2 separate regions of the Mus musculus genome follow, and region 1 is linked to region 2. The links are chromatin loops, found by intact Hi-C in ENCODE. Cell type or tissue: gastrocnemius. All regions are shown on one strand. Links, peaks and the distances in the headings refer to the core of each region. The heading gives the core; the rest is flanking DNA. Region 1 has its middle 15 kb from the start of Tob1. Region 2 overlaps B230206L02Rik (RIKEN cDNA B230206L02 gene).

Evidence for each region. A loop is a pair of places that touch in the nucleus more often than their neighbours do. Peaks named below come from ENCODE experiments on the same cell type or tissue, not always from the same donor. Only the 100,000 strongest peaks of a DNase experiment are listed, where the experiment ranks them.
Region 1: it touches region 2 in a loop (2.6-fold over the local background); 3 of 42 quality-filtered maps call a loop at or near these places.

Annotation. Positions count from the first base shown.
Region 1 is chr11:94,191,159-94,202,401 of GRCm38, forward strand. No RefSeq gene overlaps it. Among named protein-coding and RNA genes, the nearest start is that of Tob1, 15 kb to the right of the region's middle. In gastrocnemius, for the core only: no CTCF peak of the experiment used is centred there; a DNase peak (open chromatin) is centred at 2,188.
Region 2 is chr11:94,139,055-94,150,297 of GRCm38, forward strand. All of the region lies in intron 2 of B230206L02Rik (RIKEN cDNA B230206L02 gene), which reads left to right. It overlaps Gm35338 (a long non-coding RNA gene), which reads right to left. Exons shown (of 4, transcript XR_001780294.2): 4 at 1,340-2,313. Among named protein-coding and RNA genes, the nearest start is that of B230206L02Rik, 11 kb to the left of the region's middle. In gastrocnemius, for the core only: no CTCF peak of the experiment used is centred there; DNase peaks (open chromatin) are centred at 6,241, 7,018 and 7,888; H3K4me3 peaks cover 797 bases; H3K27ac peaks cover 6,512 bases.

The DNA.
Region 1 (11,243 bases), core at 2,145-10,144, 53 kb after region 2:
GAAAACTGAGAGAGAGCGAGAAAGAGAGACAGAGACAGACGAGAGAGACAGAGACAGACAGACAGACAGACAGACAGACAGAGAAGTATTTTTAGTATATTTAGAGAAATATAATACCCAGAAAAAAAAACAAGATTTCATACAGGTGAGGTATTAATCAGGAAAAATTGGAGCTGGAAGCCTGCGGGAGGTTGAACCCACAGAAATGGGAGGAGGATAGAGCCGAGCCGAGCGGGTGACCAGTGCTGAGCAGCAGCTCTCAGGAGTCACATGGGCCATTCAAAGCCTGACAGTGTTGGGAGGAGCCCAGCCGGGCAGTGGGGCAGTGCGTGGAAGTTCTTGGTGAGGACTGGGCAGTGGGAAGTGGAGACACAGTCGGTGGCCTGCATTTGAGGCAGGAGACTCTGCTTCCTGGTGGATGAGAGTGGGGAAGAAGGCACATTGACAATCTAAGAGCCAACTGCATGGGAAGGAGTTAGAGTGTGGTTCTGGAAAAATCTCACCGTGTCTTTATAGATGTGATTGGACCACAGCAGGTCAGTGGGACATTTGGCCCCACCTCAGAATTTAAGGGCTCCAAACTCAATAATCAAGAAAAATAATATTTGTAAAGATTTATTTATTTTATTTGCATGAGTGTTTTGTCTGCATGTATGTGAATGCACCATATATATGTCTGGTGCCTGTGAGGGTCATAGAAGGCATCAGATTCCCTGAACTGGAGTTATAGAGAGCTACAAACCATCACATGGGTGCTGGGAACTGAACCTGGGTCCTCTGCAAAAGCAGCAAGTGTTCTTAATCACTGAGCCATCTCTCCAGCCCCTACAGTTTTTCATTTTAAGACAAGATTTTGCTAATTCATCCTGGCTGGCTTTGAACTTACACTGTAGCCCCAACTGGTCTCGAACTTCTCCTGTCTCAGCCTCTTGAGTAGCTGGAACAACGGATATAAGGCACAGGGCCTGGCTTGCCTTGGATTTCTCTCTCTCTCTCTCTCTCTCTCTTTCTTTTTTTTTTTTTTTTGGTTTTTCGAGACAGGGTTTCTCTGTGTAGCCCTGGCTGTCCTAGAACTCACTCTGTAGACCAGGCTGGCCTCGAACTCAGAAATCCGCCTGCCTCTGCCTCCCAAGTGCTGGGATTAAAGGCATACACCAACACGGCCCGGCTTTGCTCAGATTTCATGTACCAGGTTTAGGTGGGCCCTGGAGACAATACTGAGTACACACATGAGGCGCCTCTGTGTACTTTGTAGACAGGAGCCAGGCATGCCTTAAGATTCCTCAAATCTCATAGGCAGGACCCAGAGGAGCCTAGTCTCAGCCACAGGCAGGCTGGCTGCTCCAGTGGGGCCAGGAAAGAATGCAATAAGCAATTGGTACCAGCAGGAATGAGGTCCTAGGTGTGGGTTGCCTGTCGGGTTCCAAGGAAAATCAGGCATTAGCTAGTTAGCTAGAGTCTGGGGAGTGTGTGTGTGTGTGTGTACATATGCATGTGAGTGTGTGTGAGTATGTATGTGTGTGAGTGAGTATATGTATGTGAGTGTGTGTATGAGTGTGTGAGATGTGTATGAGTGTGCATGTGTGAGTGTATGTTTGCATGTGTATGTGTATGTGAGTGTGTGAGTGTGTGCATGTGCATGTGAGTGTGTGTATATGTGTGTATGTATGTGAGTGTGTATAGGTGTACATGTATGTGAGTATGTGTGAGTGTGTATGTGAGTGTATATATGAGTGTGTGTGAGATGTGTATGAGTGTGCGTGTGCATGTGTGTGAGAGTGTGGGAGTGAGATGTGTATGAGAGTGTGTGCGAATGTATGTGAGTGTGTATCTGTGTGTGTACATGTGTATGAGTGTGTGTGCTTGTGTGTATGTGTATGTGTGTGAGTGTGTGTGTGCTTCCCCCCACAAAGGTTAACAGAAGCAGTGGGTCAGGCTGGCAGCAGCTGGTAGGAATGGTACTTTAGCAGCAGCAACAGAGTCTGGGACAGAGGCTCCTTCAACCATGGGCAAGCAGCATTGTCCTGAGATTCCGTGTGTGACAGTGACTAATCTCATGATATGGCATTATCACATGTGAATGGCTTGGGGCAGGTCAGGCAGGGAGGGACATCTGGACTGTAAGTAAGATACACACAGCAGGAAGTTGGAAAGGGGAGGAGGTGATTGTTGGCAGAGATGGAGGGCAGGGCTCTGCTCAAAGGGCAGGCATGCCAGCCAGCAGTGCTGGTGATGGTGACGAGGGCATTTGTTTGGCAGGATCTGGGCTTCAGGGACCAGGTTCTGACTTTTCATAAAGAAGTGAGCAGAATGGAACCTGATATTTTGCTACTATTTCCCTCCATTAAGTCTGTGGCCTGATATCATCAGCATCTCTCTAATGTTTTATACCTATTTAATATGTATTTATTTACTTTACATGCATGTGTGCATGCGGGCCTGTTTGTGCCTAACAAGCACATGGAGCTCAGAGGACAACTCGTGGGAACTGGTTCTCTTCATCTATAGTGTGGGTTCCAGAGACTGGATTCAGGCCATCAGCAGGGCAGCAGACGCCTTTACCCACTGAGCCATCTCTCCCATCCTGAGCAACCTTTTAACTTGCTCACACAAGATAGAAACCTTGTTTTCTAGCAAGGACAATGGAAGAGCAGACGGCAGGATGCCTTCATGCCCAGGGACTCTAATTACTTTTTGCTTGGTTGGGAGGACCATGGCAAGGGCCCTGGAGTTGGGTGCAGGGTATCTGCCTTGTTCTCAGCATGTAGGCTGATCGAGGCCACCCTCATCTTCCTTTCTGGCACCTCTAACATCTGTCTACAGATACCTCACCCACAGGTGCAATGACTTTGTTATTTCTGTCTTAGCTGGCACCCACTCTAACCCAGGGCCATGGAGTCTCCCCCACTGATAGCCTTCCTTTTCCCTTTGAGCCTGACACCTGCATTGTTTGGTTGGTTGGTTTGGTTTTTCGAGACTGTCTGGAATTCACTCTGTAGAACAGGCTGGCCTCGAACTTAGACGTCTGCCTGCCTCTGCCTCCCAAGTGCTGGGATTAAAGGCATGCGCTACCACTGCCCCGACGTTTGTTTGTTTGTTTGTTTGTTTGTTTGTTTGTTGAGACAGGATTTCTTTCTGTAGCCTTGGGTATCCTGGTATTCTTTCTGTAGACCAGGCTGACTTCAAATTCAAAATCCACTTGCCTCTGCCTCCCGAGTGATGGGATTAAAGTCATGCACCAGAACTGCCTGGCAACACCTGAACTTTCTGTCTCCAGTTTGACCTTTGGCTACATCTTGCCTTCTCCCCTGCCTTCCAATGCATACCTTGCTCCACCCTCTCCCTGAATCCTTCACATTGGCTCCAGTTTCCGGCATCTGCTCTAGGATGTTAGGGCTTATAGCCACAGTGACTAGAACCTAGTACTTCTTCTCTGCCCTGTGGGAGACAGAGGAAGGGGAAGGCTGGCATACTACCTGTGGACAATGATGGGCCCCTGGCAAGTAGCTAAATGGGTAAAAGACCTAGAAAAGCATACCTCTTAGTGAGTAAGCTCTCCAAGGCAGGGCTGCATCTCCTGACCATCTTAGGAGACTTTATTTCCTATGAACCCCTAACTCTCAATGTTCACCCTCATCTTACTTTCTGGCACCTCTAATGCCCCAAGGTCCTTTTGCAACTTACAGGCAGCTTTGCATAGGAGGCTTCCTTCAGGCCACCGGTTGCCATGGTAAAGTGCTGAGTTAGGTATCCAGAGAGACATTAAGACAAAAGAGTTGGGGAATTACATTCCTGGGCACACACACCCAACGAACTAGAAAAAAAAGCAGGCACTAATGTTCTGAGAGCACACTGTGTGGCAGGGCTGGGCTAGCTTCACCCCCAAGTTCCTGGATGCTTTGGTCCCTCTGGGGCTGGCAATGAGTGCTCCCCACTGGCAATCCAGGGAGAATCATGAGGGAGGCAGAGCATCTCAGTAGATTTGTTTTGATTTTTGAAACCCATTGATATGGGGCTGGAGAGCACAGTTCCTAAGAGCACAGAGTGCTATTGCAGAAGACCTGGGTTCAGTTCCCAGCACCCACATGGCAGCTCACAACTGTCTGTCACTCCAGTTCCAAGGGATTAGTCTTTTGTTCCTCATGGGCTCTGCATACAAATGGCACACACACACACACACACACACACACACACACACACACACATCAACAAATGAAACACACAGATCTGGTGGTACCCTATTCCTTGGCCCTCCTCCCACACTCATCCCAGCTAAGACCAGGCTTTTCTGACCTTCTGCCCCCATAGCAAGGAAGATTGCCCTGTGTGATGTCATCTTCCATCTATGGAGGCTTACTTTCCACTGCACTGATGGTCCTCACTGGAACCGAAGTTTATGTAAACAAAAGGGGACATACCCAAGAAAGGGAAAAATAAATCAAAGAAGCACCATTTAAAATATTACCTTGTGTGTATATATGATCTTCTTTGTAGGGGGGTTTCAAGACCGGGTCTTACCATGTATCTCTGAATGGCCAGGAACTATCTAAACCAAGCTGGCCTGCAACCCACAGAGGTCCACCTGCCTTTGCCTCCTGAGTACTGGGATGAAAGGCATGGGCCACACTCTTATCTTTTAATGGGGTTTTTGAGAAACTGCCTGGTGCCAGTAGAGGCCCAAGGAGTATTTAAATCTCCCAGGACTGAAGTTACAGATGGCTTTGAGCCACCACATGGGTACTGGGAATCAAACCTGGGTCCTCTGGAAGAACAGCCAGTACTCTTATCCACAGAGCCATCTCTCCAGCCCCTTGCTATTTATTTTGGAGAGGAACTTTTGGGGAGTTGACTCTCTCCTTCTACCTCATGGGTCCCAAGGAATTGAACCCATTAGACTTGTGGTGGACACCTGTAGTCATTGAGCTATCTCACCAGTGCCTCCCCCAAGTAATTTTTAATGATTTGGTTTAGTACCAGTGATAGAGTTTCCCAAGCAGAGAGATCAGAAAGGATGGTGAAGAGACCTGTCATGTCAGCTGCCAAGACTAGAGATTTTCAAAACTTCCTCGATTGGTACTGCCAATGTCACTAACACTGCTAAAGCTGCCCACGGGGGGTAAGGGATGTCCCCAGGAGGTCTGGTGTGTTGTCTTTGGTGACAACCTTGTGTTCCTATAAGGGTTTGCCCTCTGGTCTGTGCCTGATCTTCTGGGTGTTTTCCCAACTTTCCACATGCATTTATGGAGAGAGCCATTACTTTCTTTCCCCATGGGAAGCTGGGAGGAGACACGGCAGTCTGGCAGCTAAGGGTGTGGGTGTGGGGTGGGGGAATAGGGGGATCTTGAATTCAAAGTCCACCTCTGCATGCGAGACCTGGCTGTGTTCCTGACCAGGGCAAACTCCCTAATATATCTGAGATTGTGTTTTCCTGAGTCAGGCAATCTGTCAAGATCACCGAGTCTATGTGTACTTATTAGTTTTAGTTAATTATAAGTGTATATGTAGAATATGTAATTCACCATATATGAGATGTAGATTGTAGAGAAACATGCCCAGAAAACTTCCTCTGCTCCCAGCTCAGCAAGCTGGAGGAGCACCTTTCTACCACTGTCTGATCATGTGTATGGTCATCATTCTGTGTGCACAGAGCCCCTCCAGCTCCCACACTGCTGTGTGATCTCATGTCCCAAGACAAGGCTGTGCATTCTCATCACATCTCATCAAAGCTTTGCCACCAGCAAAGCTTTCCTTAATTATGTATTACTGAACCCAGAGCCTCACTGAGCTACCCGCTGCAGCTGTGGAGTCTTGCTAAGTTTCCCAGGGTGGCCTTGAACTTGTGATCCTCTTGCCTTAGCCTCTCAAGTAGATGAGATAAACAGGAGTGTATTACCACGGGCAGGCCGGTTTCATTTAGTTCTAAAAATATCCACTCCCTCCTCCACTTCCAGTGAGAGATAAGGTAAGTTTGTGTAGACCCAAAAGACAATTGTGTATGACAATCCTGAATTTCTGGTTCTTGGGTGGTGCAACCTCTTCAGTTTGAACTTAGTGGAGAGAGTAATAGTTACACCACAGACATTGGCGAATGCCACAAGCCAGGGCTTCCCCTTCCATTCTGACCCCATATAGTTGTCCAGCACGCTGCTGTGTCCTACAAAAAGCATGGTCACACAACTTGGAGGGCAGCTGACATCATGTTTGGTGGCACAGACCTGTGAGCCCAACACTCCAGAAGTGGAGACAGGAGGATGATGAGTTGGAAGCCAGCCTGAGATGCATCGTGAGACCCTACTTCCAAGTCAGGGAGACAACTAAACAACATCCGGGTTGTTTGATTCTTGAGTTGAGGGGACTGGATTTGTCAGCTATGTCCCTGCTAGTGAAGAGCCCTGGGCAAGATCCTATGATCAGAAGCTGGCAGAAGCAGGGATTTCCTGCAGGGATTTCCTGCTCCTCTGTCTTGACCCTAGTGCCTCATACTTTACAGCTCTTAACCTCTATGGACATGGTGGCAATAGCCATCCAATATGAACTCTGCCTCCTGTGTCTACACCCCTTCACAATGTAAAGTGGCACTGGCCTTATGGTTTTACTTTTTAAATTTATTTTTATGTGTATGGGAATTTTGCCTGCACATACATCTGTTACTTTATGCCTGCAGAACCTGCAGAGGACGGGAAAGGGTGTTGGATCCCTTGGTATTGGAGTTATAGACCGTTGTAAGCCATTGTGCAGGTGCTGAGAACCAAATCTGGGTCCTCCGAAGAGCAGCCAGTGCTCTTAACATCTCCCCACCCCTTTTGTGGCATTTTAAAACCCATAGAATATGGCAGAAAATATATTGAACACATCCTGAAGCTTAAACCTAAAATGGTCTTCTGGCTTCTACCATGGCCCTTTTACAACCTGAAAACCTTGTGCTGTCATGAAGCTCAGTCAGCTACTGGGGGTAGGGGGTGGGGGTGGGATGAGAAGCCTGTTAGAGTGATGGTCACCAGCACTAAGTGTCTCAGACCAATGAATGACATCATGTTGGACGCTCCAGCCTAAGAGGTGAGCCTAGGTGAGACCAGCAAAACTTCCCAAGTGGCCGATACACACAGTACCAGGGCTGGGCTGCTCATGATACACATGTTCTCTTAATAGCATTTCTATAAAGATAACAGACTCCAGTGGAATTGGACCACCTTGCCCTCTACTCTAAAAGTTCCCGTTTGCTCCCATTCCTCTCTCCAGATCGTCAGAGGGATAATACATGATCTATCCTCACCACCCAAGAGCCTAGCATGGAGCTTATAGCCAGGCCGCAAGGAATGGAGCTGGCTCAGAGTCCTAGATTCAGTCCCCAAGAGCAGGACATGAAGCACCCAGGGCTGATAGCAGTTTTGAAATTGTGAAAGACAGAAAACACAGGCAGCCGAGCCAGGAGGCAAGAGTCTGAGCCCAGACCTGCTGGCCTGGCCAGACAAGCACCAGCCTTCCACAGCCCTACCTTTGGCCTAGCTGTTCTCCGTGGTGCCGATAACCTCAAGGTGAGGTTGGACTGACTCTTGGTGCTACCTGTGGCTCCACCACTCAGCAGCCTCTGTTCTGGTGACTTATGGGACTGAGAGGCAGCACATCTGGGAGAGGACTTGTCTAGCATGCATGGGGCCCAGTGGTTAGCTCCACGGAAGCTAAGCTTGGTGGAGGAATTACACACCTGTCATCCTAGCACTGAGGAAGCAGCCCAAAGGAGTACCCTGAGTTCCAGGCTGGCTTAAGCTACATAGGGAGACTATATCTCAAAAAAGGAAATAACAGAAACAAGAGTGATGTCTTCCTCTTTTTATGACTCCCCAGTTCTGCTTTGGCCACCTGAAGCTAGAGCCAGGAACGGGGTTCACTGGGTCATCTTGACCCCTTTGGCTGGTGCTTGGAAATTATCCTTCTCCAGGAGGAAGGGGAGCATGGAAGAACGGGTGGAGATGGGTGAGGAATAGGGATAAGATTGCCTGACACTCCTGCCCAGATTTCCCCCTGACCTACAGATTAAAGTTCAGCATTTTTTCTTTGTATGCAGAGCCCTTCCCATTGGGCTCACCCATGGTCAGAGCCTTATCTCCACTTTCCCTGCTCTGCCCCGACAACCTTAGAGTTGGAGTTGATACCTGGTAGCTGACTTGTGATGAAGGCTCAGAGTCTGTCACGGCCCATTCACCTCCCCATCCATTAGCAATGCCCTCCCTGAAAAGCCTAGTTCTTCTCCAGCAGCAACTGCTGCTCCTAATTCAGTCATTTTGGTAATATAGTAGGACCACTCATTCATTCATTTGTTCATTCATTTGTTCATTCATTCATTCATTCATTCATTCATTTCTGTACTTATTCAGTGAGCATCTGCAAGAACCAGCAGTGTTTGGTTCCAAAGACTCCACAGATCAGATTTGTTTATTAAAAGACCCATCCTACGGGGAGGTGAGGGGTGTTGTGGCACACGCCTTTAATCCCAAGCACTCAGGAGGCAGAGGCAAGTGGATCTCTGAGTTCGAGGCCAGCCTGGTCTATAGAGTGAGTTCCAGGACAGCCAGGGCTACACAGAGAAACCCTGTCTTAAAAAACAAGACAAAACAAAATGAAAGACCACCACCCTTGCAGCTGTGGGATGCAGAATGGATTAGATTCGGGGGTAGACATGAGGTAGGGAGGCTAGGGGAAGGCTGGGCCTCCGAGTGGTTCAAGGAAAGGGAACATCTGGCCAGATCCACAGGTGAGAGGGCTAACAGATGGCCCACTGTAGGTTACAGATATGGGCAAAGAGAGCAAAGGGGGGGGGGATTCTGACTTGGTTTTTGAGCTTGAGGACTGTGTCTTTTCCATTAACAGGAGGCTGCTATCTTCTCACCCAGAAGGTAAATCAGACAGGAGGAGGTCTGTAGACAAGGCCTATTGGAGAGAGACCCATGGGGGGGGGGGGTATCTCAGAGAGGGAAGCTGGCAGGAGGGGGAACCTTGCAGAGGGTGGGTTTGCAGGGGATAGAAATATTGAATGAAGCCATCGTGGCCATCTGTTCATGGAATTCTTGAAACAAACAGAAACATTATTTCAAAATAAACCCAAATCAGATCTCTTCCAAAGTGCTAAGTTAATTGCTTAGGGATAGAGCACAGAGGTAGGTCTGGCAGTCTGTTTTCACTTATGGAAGAGAGAGAGAGAGAGTAGTTTGAACTAAAGGAAGCTTTTGGAAACAAAAGTTCTTGTAAATATGGCCCCAAATATAAAGATTATATACAAAGGTAGGCTATATGAAATAGTTGAACATAGGGACTACAATGTCCTATTTATTTATTTTATTATGTTTATTTTATTTTATGGTGTGTACATGTGTGTTTGTGCACCAAGTGTGTGTGTGTGTGTAACATGCCTTGGCATATCTGTGAAGGTCAGAGGTAAGTCTGTGCTGATCCGTTCTCTTACTCTGCCCTGTGAGGCCCAGGCGTCACTTGGGTTATCAGGCTTGGGAGCAAGTGCCCCTCCTTCTGAGCCATCTCTCCAGGCTCTTAGTATTTTATTTTTAATTGAAACGGTAACTGCTCATTGAGAAACACTTAAGTAATATACAAACAATGAAAGCTGGGCGCAGTTGTCCAGGCCTGTAAGCATAGCATTTAAGAAGAGACAGCAATGTAAGGTTATTTTCAGCTACATTTGGAGTTTGAGGCCCGCCTGGGCTACATGAGGCCCCCATCTCAAACAACAACAAACCCTACACTCTCATGAAATACAACCATCTTCTCTCTAAACAACAAACAAAACCCTGGGATTATTCTATTTTTCAGTAGCTTTCTTGTCTCCCCCAGGACGTTACAGTCTTGTGGAAATGAATTAGGGTCAAAATTAAGCCAGAGGTTCCCAAATCAAATAGTTGAGGAACAAAACCCAGGGGTGCCACAGCTCACAGCTGCATGATATTTTATTGAACCCCCATGGTGTCCCAGCCCTAAGATTGTGTGTACAATTGGGTGACTTTCTTTCCTGTTTTCTTTTCTTTCTCTCTTTTGAAGACAGAATCTTGCAATCTCACCCTGACTAGCTTAGGATAAGATAAGCAGCCCAGGGTGGCCTCAAACTTGTCTTGCAGTAGGGCTCTGTAGAAATGAAAAGGAGGGGTGGGGGAGTGGAGAGGTGGAGGACTCTGATACATAGTAACTGATCAGTAAGGCTCTCACTCATCAACAGTTACAAAGTTTAAGATGTGTCAAAATCCTCCAATCTGGCCTCCGTCTCAGTCTCAAAGGCACCTGCTAAGCAAAACTCAAGAGGGTACAACCTAGGGTACAAAGAGAAGTGACTCTCCAAATTTGTCCTTTGACCATACACACACCATGACACATGACTGCCCACTACATTTTTAAAAATTAAATCTTCTAGTGGCCCTCTGTTGGGCATTTAAACTGCCCCCGTTTCTTTCACAAGTCTACATGATTCTGGAGATAAGCACCTGGGGGTGGGGTGGGGGAGAATCTGTCTTTCTACACACCTGTGTACACATCTTCATTCTCTTACAAAACAGTATTAGTTCCTGCCCCTGCCCTGCACACATGCACACATGTGAATTCCCATGGAGGAGCCCTTCCCCAATCCCTTTGGCCAACACTAGCCACTAGCAGTTTTAAAGAAGTAGGCTCTAGCAAACCTGTGTATTTGTTCTGCAAGCTTGCCATACCGCCTAATCTTATGGAGGCATTTTCTCAATTGGGGTTCCCTCCTCCTAGATGACTCTAGTCTGTGTCAAGTTGACATAAATTAGCCAGTACTAAGCAACAAACAACAACCACCACCACCTAAACTCTCCAATAGTTTCCTATCTTTTAGGAGCCAAAAATCTACACTTCCTAATATAAGGCCCTCAATATTGACTTCCCAGCAATGGCCCACATCCTCTCTAGATTCTTACCTCTGAATCCTGCACCCCAAGCCACTCTGGGCCACTTACATTGTCCAAATAGTTTGTGTTCTTCCATTGGATTAAGCAGTGACACAGCAAAGCCACCAACTAGTCAATATTGATTGACAGCAAGGCCCTAGAACGCTCGTGTGCAAAGGTCAAGAAAAGCAAAAGATACGGTCCAAACAAAATGTTTATGATCCATCCCAGGAGATAGGACAGTTAAACCAGGAAGTAAGGAACAATCTAGGATGCAAAAGCCAGAAACAGAGAAGCAACCGGAAGATGGAAATGGTATGAACTACTGCGTGT
Region 2 (11,243 bases), core at 1,258-9,257:
ACACCTGATCTGATGTGGGGTTGATTCCAGAGCCATGTGTTCTCTGCTGGATGGAAACAAGAGTCCCCCGTCTCACTTTGGAAGGCTTAGTGAAGAGATTCTAGTGGCAACAATCTGGCTGCTGTTTGTGTGCCTGGGAGGCAGGCACCTCTCCTTGTGTCCTATGAACAGAAAAGGGAGGTGGGTTTATCCTGCCGGGGGGGGGGGGTGCCTTTTATTTTTAAAAACAAAAACTTTTGGGGAGGAGGGGGCCTTGAGTACATTACACAAAAGTGTGCAGCTGAGGGACACATCACAAGTTACACAAACTGGTGTGGCCAAACCAAGAAACAGCGCCAGGCAGGTGGGATGCAGGGCTGGGGATGTGGCTCAGTTGGAAGATTCGTGAGGCCTGAGTTCCATCTCTCCGGCACCTCCCATTGTCTGTAATCCTAGAGCTCAGAAAGTAGAGGCAGGAGCATCAGAGTTCAAGGTCACCCTTGACTACAAATCAGATCTGAGGCCACCTGGATTCCATGAAACTTTGCCTCAAAAAGAAAAAGAACCAGCACTCGGGAGGCAGAGGCAGGTGGATTTCTGAGTTTGAGGCCAGCCTGGTCTACAAAGTGAGTTCTAGGACAGCCAGGGCTATACAGAGAAGCCCTGTCTCAAAAAACCAAAAAAAGAAAAAAGAGAGAGAGACACACACTCAAACCAACACTGAAAGCTCATCAGGACTCCTACTGACTGACAGCTCTAAGGGTTGTCCTTTCCCCTCAGCCCACCCTGTAGCCCTCTAGGCTGTGATGGCCAGTGTATGACAAAGCCCACGTGTAGCATGGAATTATGCTATACCTACTGTGTAGTATGGGTTTTTTTTTTTTTGCCCAGTGTCCTGTCTATGAAGGCCTACCATGCTGTCTCGGGCACTCTCAGGCCACTTGTCTTTCTGGGAACTTGTCACTGTGTGACTCTCATAATTTAGTCACCCTTTTTACTGTTGATGGATGTTGGGGTGGGTTCCAGTGGCCGGCAACAGGGCAGAGCATCATTGGGCCCACTCCAGCTTCTGCCCGAGAATCCATAGACCAAGCGTGTCTCTTCAGCTCAGAAGACGCACGAGGGCTAATTTTTCGCCACCATGGTGGCAAGACAGCCCAATGGTTTTGGTTTTTTATTCTAAAATGAGAGATTTCTCCTCCTCCTCCTCCTCCTCCTCCTCCTCCTCCTCCTCCTTCTCCTCTTCCTCCTCCTCTTCTTCTTCCTCTTCTCCTACTCTTCCACTTCCTCCTCTTTCTCTCCCTCTTCTTCCTCCCCTCCCCTCTCCTCCTCCTTTTCTTTTAATGGAAAATGCAGAAATATAAAAAAGAAAGAAATACCACTGTTCCTACTGTTTAGAGTCACCCATCAGACGACAGTCAATGGCTGTTTTCTGAATCTCTTGTAGGTCAAACTCAGGACCGAGAGAGCTTGTCTCCCCTCAGGCAGCATGAAAGATGGGCTGAATCTGGCCTGCAGTAGCATCTTCCAGGGAGAGACTAGGCACCCTCTGCTTGCTCCATAACCTCCATCACTTCTCCTTGCCCCTGCGTCCTCCATCTTGCTTCTAGGCCTAGAACTCAGGCTTACCGTGTGCCTCCAGCTCAAAGGGCAAGCAAGCCTTGGGTCATCATCCAGATGGCCTGAAGGGTTTATTGCAGTGGGGGAGATGGGCGAGTATAGAAGACTACAGGAGAGACAGTAGGGAGGGGTGGGGCTGCTGTAGGGAGGTGGGGTCAGAGTCAGCTCTCTGGGAGGTCTCACAGGCCTGACCTTTGCCCTCCATCCCAAGGGTTAAGGAGAACTGGGCTTTTTACTTATTTGCTTATTGTAGTTCTGGGGACTGAAGCTGGGGTCTCCCAGGTACACGGCAGGCACTCTGCCTATGAGATATATAGTGTCAGCTAAGTTGCCCAGGCTGGCTTTGAACTTGCTATGGAGGCTAGGCAGGCTTTGAACTTTTGGTCTTTCTGCATCAACCTCTGGGATGCTGGCCTCACCGACCTGTGCCCCCACAGTCAGCCAACAATGTGTTTTTTTCTCATTCTGCGGGTGCTTTTGAGCACAGGAGGCCAGAAGAGCAAAGGCCCAGAGTATAAACAAGTATAAACAGGGGGTGGAGGTGTCTGCCTTACAGAGAGTGGGAAGGAGGACAGACTCACAGACCTGGGTGGAGGTGTGATCAGCCAAGACCTGGGGGATTTCTTTCCCTTCTTTCATGCGTTTGAATCCACTTCTGTTTGAGAATTTCTGGAAGCCAAGTCAGACTTTAGAACAGAGCCAGTCCTGGGAACTCTAAGACAGAAGAGATATTTGTTCATTCGTTCATTTATTCATTCATTCATCCTTTCATCCATTCATTCAATGTGGGTGGACCTGCCCTGACATATGTTTCCCTTAGAAAGAAGATCTAGCACAGTACATTGCCATGCCTGAGCCCCCAGTGTTCATACAAAGTCAAGGACTGGCTCCCCTCCGGGCTGCCTCCCTGTCCAGTGGCTGAGGTGAGCTCCTTGGGCTGGAGGCAGGCTGAGCAGCTCCTGTGAGCCCAGAGCCTGTAGCTAGAGGATGCCCAGGGCAGTGGTAAAGAGTTTCAGCCCCACCCTCTCCTCCTCCTCCCACTGGGCCAGCTCTGCCCCCTGCTAACTCACCATCTCCACTTGGGTTAGTAATGGGGCCGGCAAGCCTAGTATGCTCAGAGGCAGCCCCAACCTGCCACTCCTCTAGTCTCCTCCCTAGTTGGCTAACCACAATCACCTCCCTCCACACAGTTAGGCAAAACCCCGACTGTCATCATTGCTCATCGAGTATCTATGCCAGAAAATGGTGGGAGGAGGAGGAGGAGGGAGAAAGAAAGAAGAAAAAAGTAAGAAGAGAAAGATGGAAAGAAAAGAAATAACCAAAAAGTGCATTGGCATGGTCTTAGAAGCACCCCTCCTTTGAGAAGATTCTCTATTAATTTTAACTATATGCGGGCGCCTAGAAGACAGAGGAATTGGATCTGCCAGGAGCTAGAGTTACAGGCAGTTGTGAGCTACCAGATGTGGTTCTTGAAAGTCAAACTCCCCGGGCGTGGTGGCGCACGCCTTTAATCCCAGCACTCAGGAGGCAGGGGCAGGCGGATTTCTGAGTTCGAGGCCAGCCTGGTCTACAGAGTGAGTTCCAGGACAACCAAGACTATACAGAGAAACCCTGTCTCAAAAAAAAAAAAAAAAAAAAAAGTCAACTCAAGTCTGAAAGAATAGTACATACTCTTAACTGCTGAGCCATCTCGTCCCACCTGAGCTCAGCCAGCTCACTGGATGCTTAACAATAGCACCTGCCCTCATCCTAACATCTGCTCTCAGCCATTCCTGATGTTCCTAACACCCTAGCCAGAGTGATTTTATTAAGACAGAACTCTAATGGCACCATTTGCCTGGTTTCCCTGTCCTTGTCCTTCTGAGGGGAAGCTAAAGTCTTTGTGATGGCCTCTTTTTGTTGTTGTTTGTTTGTGTTATTTTGTTGTTGCTGTTATTGTTGTTGTTGTTGTTGTTGTTGTTGTTGTTGTTGTGATGGCCTCTTACCATGGCCACTGCACCACCTCACCACCTCACTGCCTATACTGCTATATGGTTCAGCTGCTGGCTGCCTCAGGGCCTTTGCACAGCCATCGCCAGGCTTCGCTCCTCAGATCTTCCCTGGGGTTCTACCTTATCTAGGAGCCTTCCTTCAGGACCTCCATGTTGAAAACCAAAGATCACTTCTGTGCCCAGATGTTGCTTTCTAATACCATTCTGTAATGAAAGTTCCCATGGCCTCTTCAAGAAATGGCCACAAGAAGACCCACAGAGTCAACTAATCTGGTCTCATGGGGGGGCTCACAGAGCCTGGGCTACCAACTAGGGAGCATGAAGGAGCTGGACCTAGACCCTCCCTCCCTATTTGTAGCAAAAGTCCAACAAGTAGAGCAGGAGTGTGTGTGTGTCGGGGGGAGTTGTCTTGGTCTCTGTTCCCTGCCGTTGGATCCCCTTCCCCCTCCCTACCTGGACAGCCTGGTTGGGCCTCAGAGGGAGAGGATGTGCCTGGACCTGCTGGGACTAGATACCCCAATGAGGGGTGGTACCCCTTCTCTAAGGAGAAGAGGGGGCAATGGGGGGAAGGATTTGTAAGGATGGGGCTGGGAAGAGAGGAGGGGAGGGGTCCATGATCGGGAAGTAAAGTAAATTTAAAAAAAAAAAAGGGCTGCTCCTTGTACTTGGGTGGGATGGTGGGGGGAAAGAGCCTGGAGTATCTCAAAGCATCAGAGAGGGAGGGAGGGAGGGAGGGAGGGAGGGAGGGAGGGAGGGAGGGAGGGAGGAAGGAAGGAAGGAAGGAAGGAAGGAAGGAAGGAAGGAAGGAAGGAAGGAAGGACTGAAGACAAGAGCCCCGGGAATGTGGGTGTGTCATGCTGGAGCAACTGCTCAGCCCAGCAAACAGGACTGGATCATAGCCCAGAGGTAAAAACACATTTACCAGCCTGAGACACATAAATGACTGAATAAACCAATCAGTGGGAGAGAAGAGCCAAGGTGTCATGAGGCGTGGAATGTAAGGAGCTTGTTAGCAGAGAATTCACAGCCTACACCAGCCAGGGGCTAGGTCATCAGTCAAGATAGCAGTGTGGACCCCAGTCATGAAGAAAATGGCACTGCCCCTTTGTGACCTGGCTTCCCAAGGGCTTACAACCTCAATTTAGTTTTGTGAGGAACCAGCACTTTTTTGTTTGTTTGTTTGTTTTGTATTTTGAGACAGGTTTGTATGTAGCCTTGGCTGGCTTTAAACTTCTGTATAACTGAGGATGGTCTTAAACTCCCAATTCTCCTGCCTCCACCTCTGGGATGCTGGAATTATAGGGGTGTACTATACCATCCCCAGCAGGCAAATTCTCATTTTTAAGGATATCTACAAAACACCTGACCAGGATGCCTCTAAACTACTAGAGTCATCAAGATCGAGGGCTGGGCTGGGCTGGATGGGCGAGAGCTACCGTGGCCTAGAGAAGCCTCTAGAGAGAAGACAATGGGATGGAATGTGGCTGTGGAGGGATCCTGAAGCAAAAAGGGATTCGATGAACAAAGAAGTCTGGTGAAACCGCAGCAAAAGTTTCTCTGGGTAATAATTACCATTGGATATGGCAACACTCACTGGAACCCTGACACCCGAGAGGCTGAGGCAGAAGGATGCTAAGTTTGAGACCAGCTTGGGCTATGTAGACTCTGGCTTAAACAACCACCACTACCACCATCCATGGCACTAGATGTCCGATGTCATTGATGAGAGACTGATGGGGAAGTCCTCGTACTGTTCTTAATTTTTGTATGGATCTACAACTACTCTAAAGCACACTGTTGTTCGTTTGTGTGCTTTTAAATCACATTCTCTAACATGAGCATAGTGAAGCATACCAGTAAGCGAGCCCTCAAGAGGCAGATACCAGAAGATCATGAGTTTGAGGCCAGCTTAACCTACACAGTGAGAGCCCATCTTCAAAAAAGGGTCAGTAAGAGCCAGCTAGGCAACTCAGAGGGTGAGGCAGTTAGGACTGCCCGCCAGGCCGAGTTCCTTCCCTGGAACTCATGGAAAGTTGCGAGAGGAGAGTTAACTCTCCATCCCTGACTTTAGCAAGCATATCAAGGAATGGGCATGCCCTCTTACCCCGTACATACATACACTAATGATAAGGCAAATATTTTAAAAGCAAGTAAATAAAAGCAAAAAGAAAGCAGCATCCCCCCCACCCCCGCTCTGCCGCGCCCCTCCCCTGGCTTTTTCCATTTGTACCTTTCGCCATTTAAACTGCAGTACATTGACCTCACAGAGTCTGTGACCTGTACTCCCTCTCTGGATTTAAACTCTATAAAGGCTTCTGCCTGCCCACTGCTGTGTGCCCAGAACCTCAATCAGTCTGACAATAAATATTTGTTGAATGATAAATTTCCACAGATAGGCTGTTAGCTTTTCCAAGTGCCCCTGTGCCTAAATACATTTTCTATTGTTGTAAAATAAACACGAGATTATGCTGCAGTGCTCAGCTCTTTGTTGGATCCGGATCGCTTTTGCCTATTTGTCCTTTTCCAGCCTATGCTGTTATTTGCAGGCCAGCAAATGGTTGAGATTCAAGAGGCAAAGGCTTTGGGGACGTCTCTTCCTCTGTGTCAGCTCTGCCAGGCTGCCACATGGGCAGGAGGGCTGGAGTGATGCCAGGGCCATTGGAGGCCACTCCCTCCCTCTGACATCAGATCCGTGGGCACTAGATCCTGCTTGGTGGTGAACGGGGTGCGTCAGAACCCAGGGATTAAATAGATTTTGAAATCCACTGGCTTGTCTTTCACCAGCCAGAAGGCACATGCCTGGACCTTCTGACAGCTCAGGCACTGTGGAAAACACTGTGTGCATACACAAGGCAGTGCCACTCAGAATGGGTCACAGCCAGGCACAGAAAGATGTCCCTGGACCACAGGGCTCTGAGAAGCTAAGCCCCAAGAAAGGGCAGGCAGATTGTGGGCTGGGAGCAGTCAGCTATTTTTCTGCCACTGTTGTCTGATTTCCATAAGATGGGACCCAGGGCCTTGCACAGGACGGGCAGGTGCTGCACCATACCTGTTCTGCTGGTGACCTGGGCAGGCCTCAGGGGACCCAATATGTTAGTGTGTGTGTGTGTGTGTAATAGGGCAAACAAAGGGTACCCTACGTTTTGCACTTAGGAGCCATCTGCTTTCAAATCCTGCCACTCTGTCTTCCTTCACGGTAGCAACACGAAAACTACCCGGAGGCTGTGTGACATTTGAGTGCCAAGGATAAAAATATGCAAAGAATATGTGCCTCTGGAAAGTGGTCCGCGTGCTTCCTGGGGCCTTCAGCTCCCCTAGAAACCAAGATTCCACCCCCACCCCAGGGTCCCATTTCCACGGCCTCATTCATGCTGTAAGGATGAACCTGTGTCATCTGAGTGTCCACACACAGGTCCCCTTGCTCCGCATCTGGAGGAGCCCCAGTGTGCACAAGTTGGTGTTGCAGTGTACCTGTCTGTGCTTGCTTGAGCTCCAAAGCATGGCCCCGTGCGTCCATTTGGCTGCTTTGTGCTTGGCTTCCTCGCCGTTTTGAGTGTGAGCGTGTATGGTGCGTGGGTTTATGTGGATGTAGAACGTGTGCGAAGCTCCTCTGTTTTCGTGGGTGAGAGGATTCTGGGAGAGACTCCCACAAGTTGTGTGCATGCTCTTGCAGAGATGTGCTGGCTGGCTAATGTGTGAGCTTACGTGTGTGGCTCTGTGGGTATGTGCCTAGGCATGAGCACATGTGTGCCGATGCCCACAGTCAAGGAGGCCCCACACACCCGCTCTGGCAAGTCTGCCGCCCTACCCAATGTTCACATCTTTTTGGCAGGATGGCTGGGCCCTTTCCTATCTCACAGCTGAGCTGGCTTCTGCTTTTCTCATACCTTGAATTTCTCCTGCTCACCTGAAGTTTGCCAGAATTCTCACTTGTGTCCCAGAACCCTAGCTTGCTGTTTTGAAGATCCTCAAAAGGACCAGGTTCCTGGGTCAATGTAATTTTGCTGAAGGTTGCATCTAACTCACCTCCATGGAGAGAGGCATAGTAAAGGTCCTTCGAAGGTCGGAAGTGAAGAGACCAGAATGAGTTCAGCAAGGGACTTCAAGGCAGAGCCGCAGGAGAATGCACATGTACACATCTTATAGACGCCTCTTCCAGAACCCTCTCACCCACAAAAACAGTATTGCAAGCAAGATCCAAAATGGTAACCTTGGTGGAATAGAGGCGTCTGCAGTGTCACAGGAAATGCACAGCCTCCCTGCTGTGAGCTTCTGTCCGGATCAATCAATGCCTGGTTGGTCAGTAGACAGGATCCACAACAGTAGAGACCTCTAGCTTGGGAAGCTGAGGGAACCCTGGGGAGCCACGTCAGGGCACCATTCAGTTCCCACCCCCAAGCCTCCAAGCAGTGCAGAAGTGACATAGCCCTGGCCAAACTGCCATGGCAGGTGACGTTCTGGGCACAAGGAGGGAGTGCTATGTGTTCTTTGCTTGGAGACAGAGTGAGAGCTGCCCATAGGAGGGAGACTGAGGCACTTGGGTACCTGCACCTTCCCCAGGACTACACGTCCTGCCCCTCAACATTGTACATGCCAAATCAGACACTAGCCTACCTCAGGCCCAGGATCCCAGGCAGCCTCTTGGTGGTCAGGAGACCTCCAAGCATCCCCTCCAGTGGGGGTGGGGTAGGGAGAGCTCGGGCCTTCCTACCAATCCTTTTATTTAGTGTGGGGATCAAGACTCTGTATAGCCCTGGCCGTCTGGAACTCTCTCTGTAGACCAGGCTGACCTCAGACTCAGAGGTTCGCCTGCCTCTGCCTCCCGAGTGCTGGAATTGAAAGTGTGCGATACCACTACCTGGCATTAACCAGTCCACTCTTAATCTAACCACTGCTTTCGGAGAATAAGATGGTTTAGATGGCTCTGTGCTCTCCGTCCTCCAGTAAAACCGAACGAATCCTTCAAATCAGGCAGACATCACAAAAACACAGGCTCTTTGTATGATGCAGATCACACAAAGTAAAATACGATTTAGTACAGCCCTCCCCATCCCCACCTTAGTTCCACAGCATAATTTATCATGTTAATAATTCACTATGTCTTGCTGGGCATGGTGGTGCACACCTTTCATTCCAGCACTCAGGAGGCAGAGGCAGACGGATCTCTATGGGTTCGAGACCAGCCTGGTCTATAAGATGTGTTCTAGGGCAAACACAACTATGTAGAGAGACCCTGTCTCCAAAAATAAATAAACAAACAAACAAATAAATAAATCACTATATCTCTCTTGAAGGGGACACTGGAATGAGACCTGGGCCTTGAGACTGCTATACAATGCTCTGGACCACTAAACAGTCTCCTCAGATTTTTCTTTTTTTTCTTTATCCTTTTTTAGATTTGTTTTTGTTGTAGTTTGAAGACAAGGTCTTGGTAAATTGCCTAGGTTGCCCTTGTGTTCACCTTGTAGCTCAGGCGGGCTTCCAGCTTGCAAGGTGGGGCTAGCCTCAGCTGCCCCCTTCAGTAGCTGAAAAGCCTCGACTCATTTGGTTTACTTTTGTTTTTTTAAGGGGTGTGTGTGTGTGTGTGTGTGTGTGTGTGTGTGTGATATGGCTCAGCCAATATAGGGACTTGTGGACAGTCGTGAGAGCGTTGACTCCCGAAAGCTGAACTTTGGCTTCCACATGAATGCTTGGCACATGGCAATATGAGCTCTCTCTCCTCCCCACCCCATCCCCCACTCCCACCCTACCCCCGAGAGAGGAGAGAGTTTGACAGCAAGTCCAGTTACTAGTTGAGCCATCTTAATGCCCACTCCCCACCCCCGTCCTTTGTTCCTTTTTGAGACAGGCCCTTATGAAGCCCAGGCAGGCCTCGAACTCACTAGGTAGCTGAAGCTAACTCTAGATGCTCCATCCTCCGGCTCCCTCCTCCTCCAGCCGGGATTCCAGATGTGCACCGCTAAATTCAGTTTATGTGGTGCTAGGAATGTAACCCAGGTCTCATATATTTCCAGCACCGTTTACAGATTTAAATAAAACAACACAGACACAATTATATTCTTTATATTTCCTCGGCTTGCTTAAAAAAAAAAAAAAAAAAAAAAAAAACCAAAACAACTGGATCTACGTCAACACATCTCAGACTACCCTACTTTCTTTTAAATCAGCAATTCGATGTTCCTGTCTGCTCCATCCCTTCCCTGGTGAGAGGCGTGCTGTTTCCTTTCCTTCTTTTCTTCTTCTCCTATTTCTGAAGGCATAAAGGTGCAACGTGCGTCTTCCAGCAGGTGTTGGGGATGGGGCACGCGGGTGAAAGATGCACTCCCCCCACCCCCGGCGCCGCGCACGCTGGGTTCAGCGGCGGGTGGAAATCACGAGGAGGCTGGGACCACAGAACCCCGCGGGTCCCGCGTCGCCCCCGCCTCTAGCAGCCCGGCGCTGCCGTTTTTAGCGCGCCTGGAGCGGGGAGTACAGACTCCATCACCCCCGGGAAACGCGGCCATCATATTTTTGGTTGCACAAGCAAACGAAATTAGAAATCTGGAACGCGCTCAAGACCTTCGGAGGGGGGCGCGGGGCCCAGGACAGAGACAGGGATTAAGCGAGTTGAGCGGCAAGAGGATGGTTTCCTCTTTTAATTTAGGTTCCATTGGCTCGGTTACGTAAGCCCGGTTACACAGCCGTGACTGCGGGTGGGCTGTGGCCCGAGGCCGCTCGTTCGCAGAGGGCTCGGGGCTGCGGGCGCACAGCACTACCCCCTTCCCCTGCACGGAACAGGAAAGCAGCCAGGGACACATGGCCCTCCACTCTCACTGCCCTGGAATAACAAGCCTTTGGAAGCCACCAAAATGTATGGCATTGTGTGGCGAACAGTCTAGTGAACCATGAGGCAGTCGTATGGCATATTATAGAGCAGAAAAAAAAAAAAGTGGGGGAGGGAGCAAGTGAAGGATGCACCCGTCTAGAATAGTCACAAAAGCCAGTTTGAGAACAGCAAGAACGCAGGCTGTCACTGGTGTGAAAAGACAACACAAAGAGGTCTCTGCCCAGTAAAGCCGGCAAGGGGAGAGGCAGGAAAGCACGCCCTGGGCGATCCCTTGAGCAGGTCCCCACAGCGCTTGCGCACACTACCACTTGGCTGCTGAGGTCTACCAATTTTTTTTTTTTTTTTTTTTTTAATACCCGTCCAAGGTGGTTCTCTGTCCCTCCGCTTTTGAATCTGGACTGACCTTAGGGAACTTGTCAACCTTTGAATTCAGAGGAAGTGATACTGCCTGCCTCATGAGACCTGCTGAAACCGTATTCCGAAGCTTTCTTCTAGGTATTGTGGGAGGTCCAACTGGGTTTGGGGGACAGTCTGTAAGAAGTCCAAGTACACTGAGGTTGCCTAGCCTGGAGGCAGGTCACAGCACTTGAGTGGCAAGCCCAGGTGACTCTAGCCATATTACACTTTTGGATCATGGCAGCCCATCGTAGACCCCAGGTGAGAAGCCTCAGGCCTTCCCAAACTCCAGCTCCACAAAACCACCAACAAAGCGAGATAGTACACTTACAGCACAAGACGAAAGAGTGACCTCACAAAGTAGAAGTATTTGTGTGGGGCTGGGGGGGGGGACCTACAGCAATGAGTAAGCGTGGTCTCTGCCCCCAATA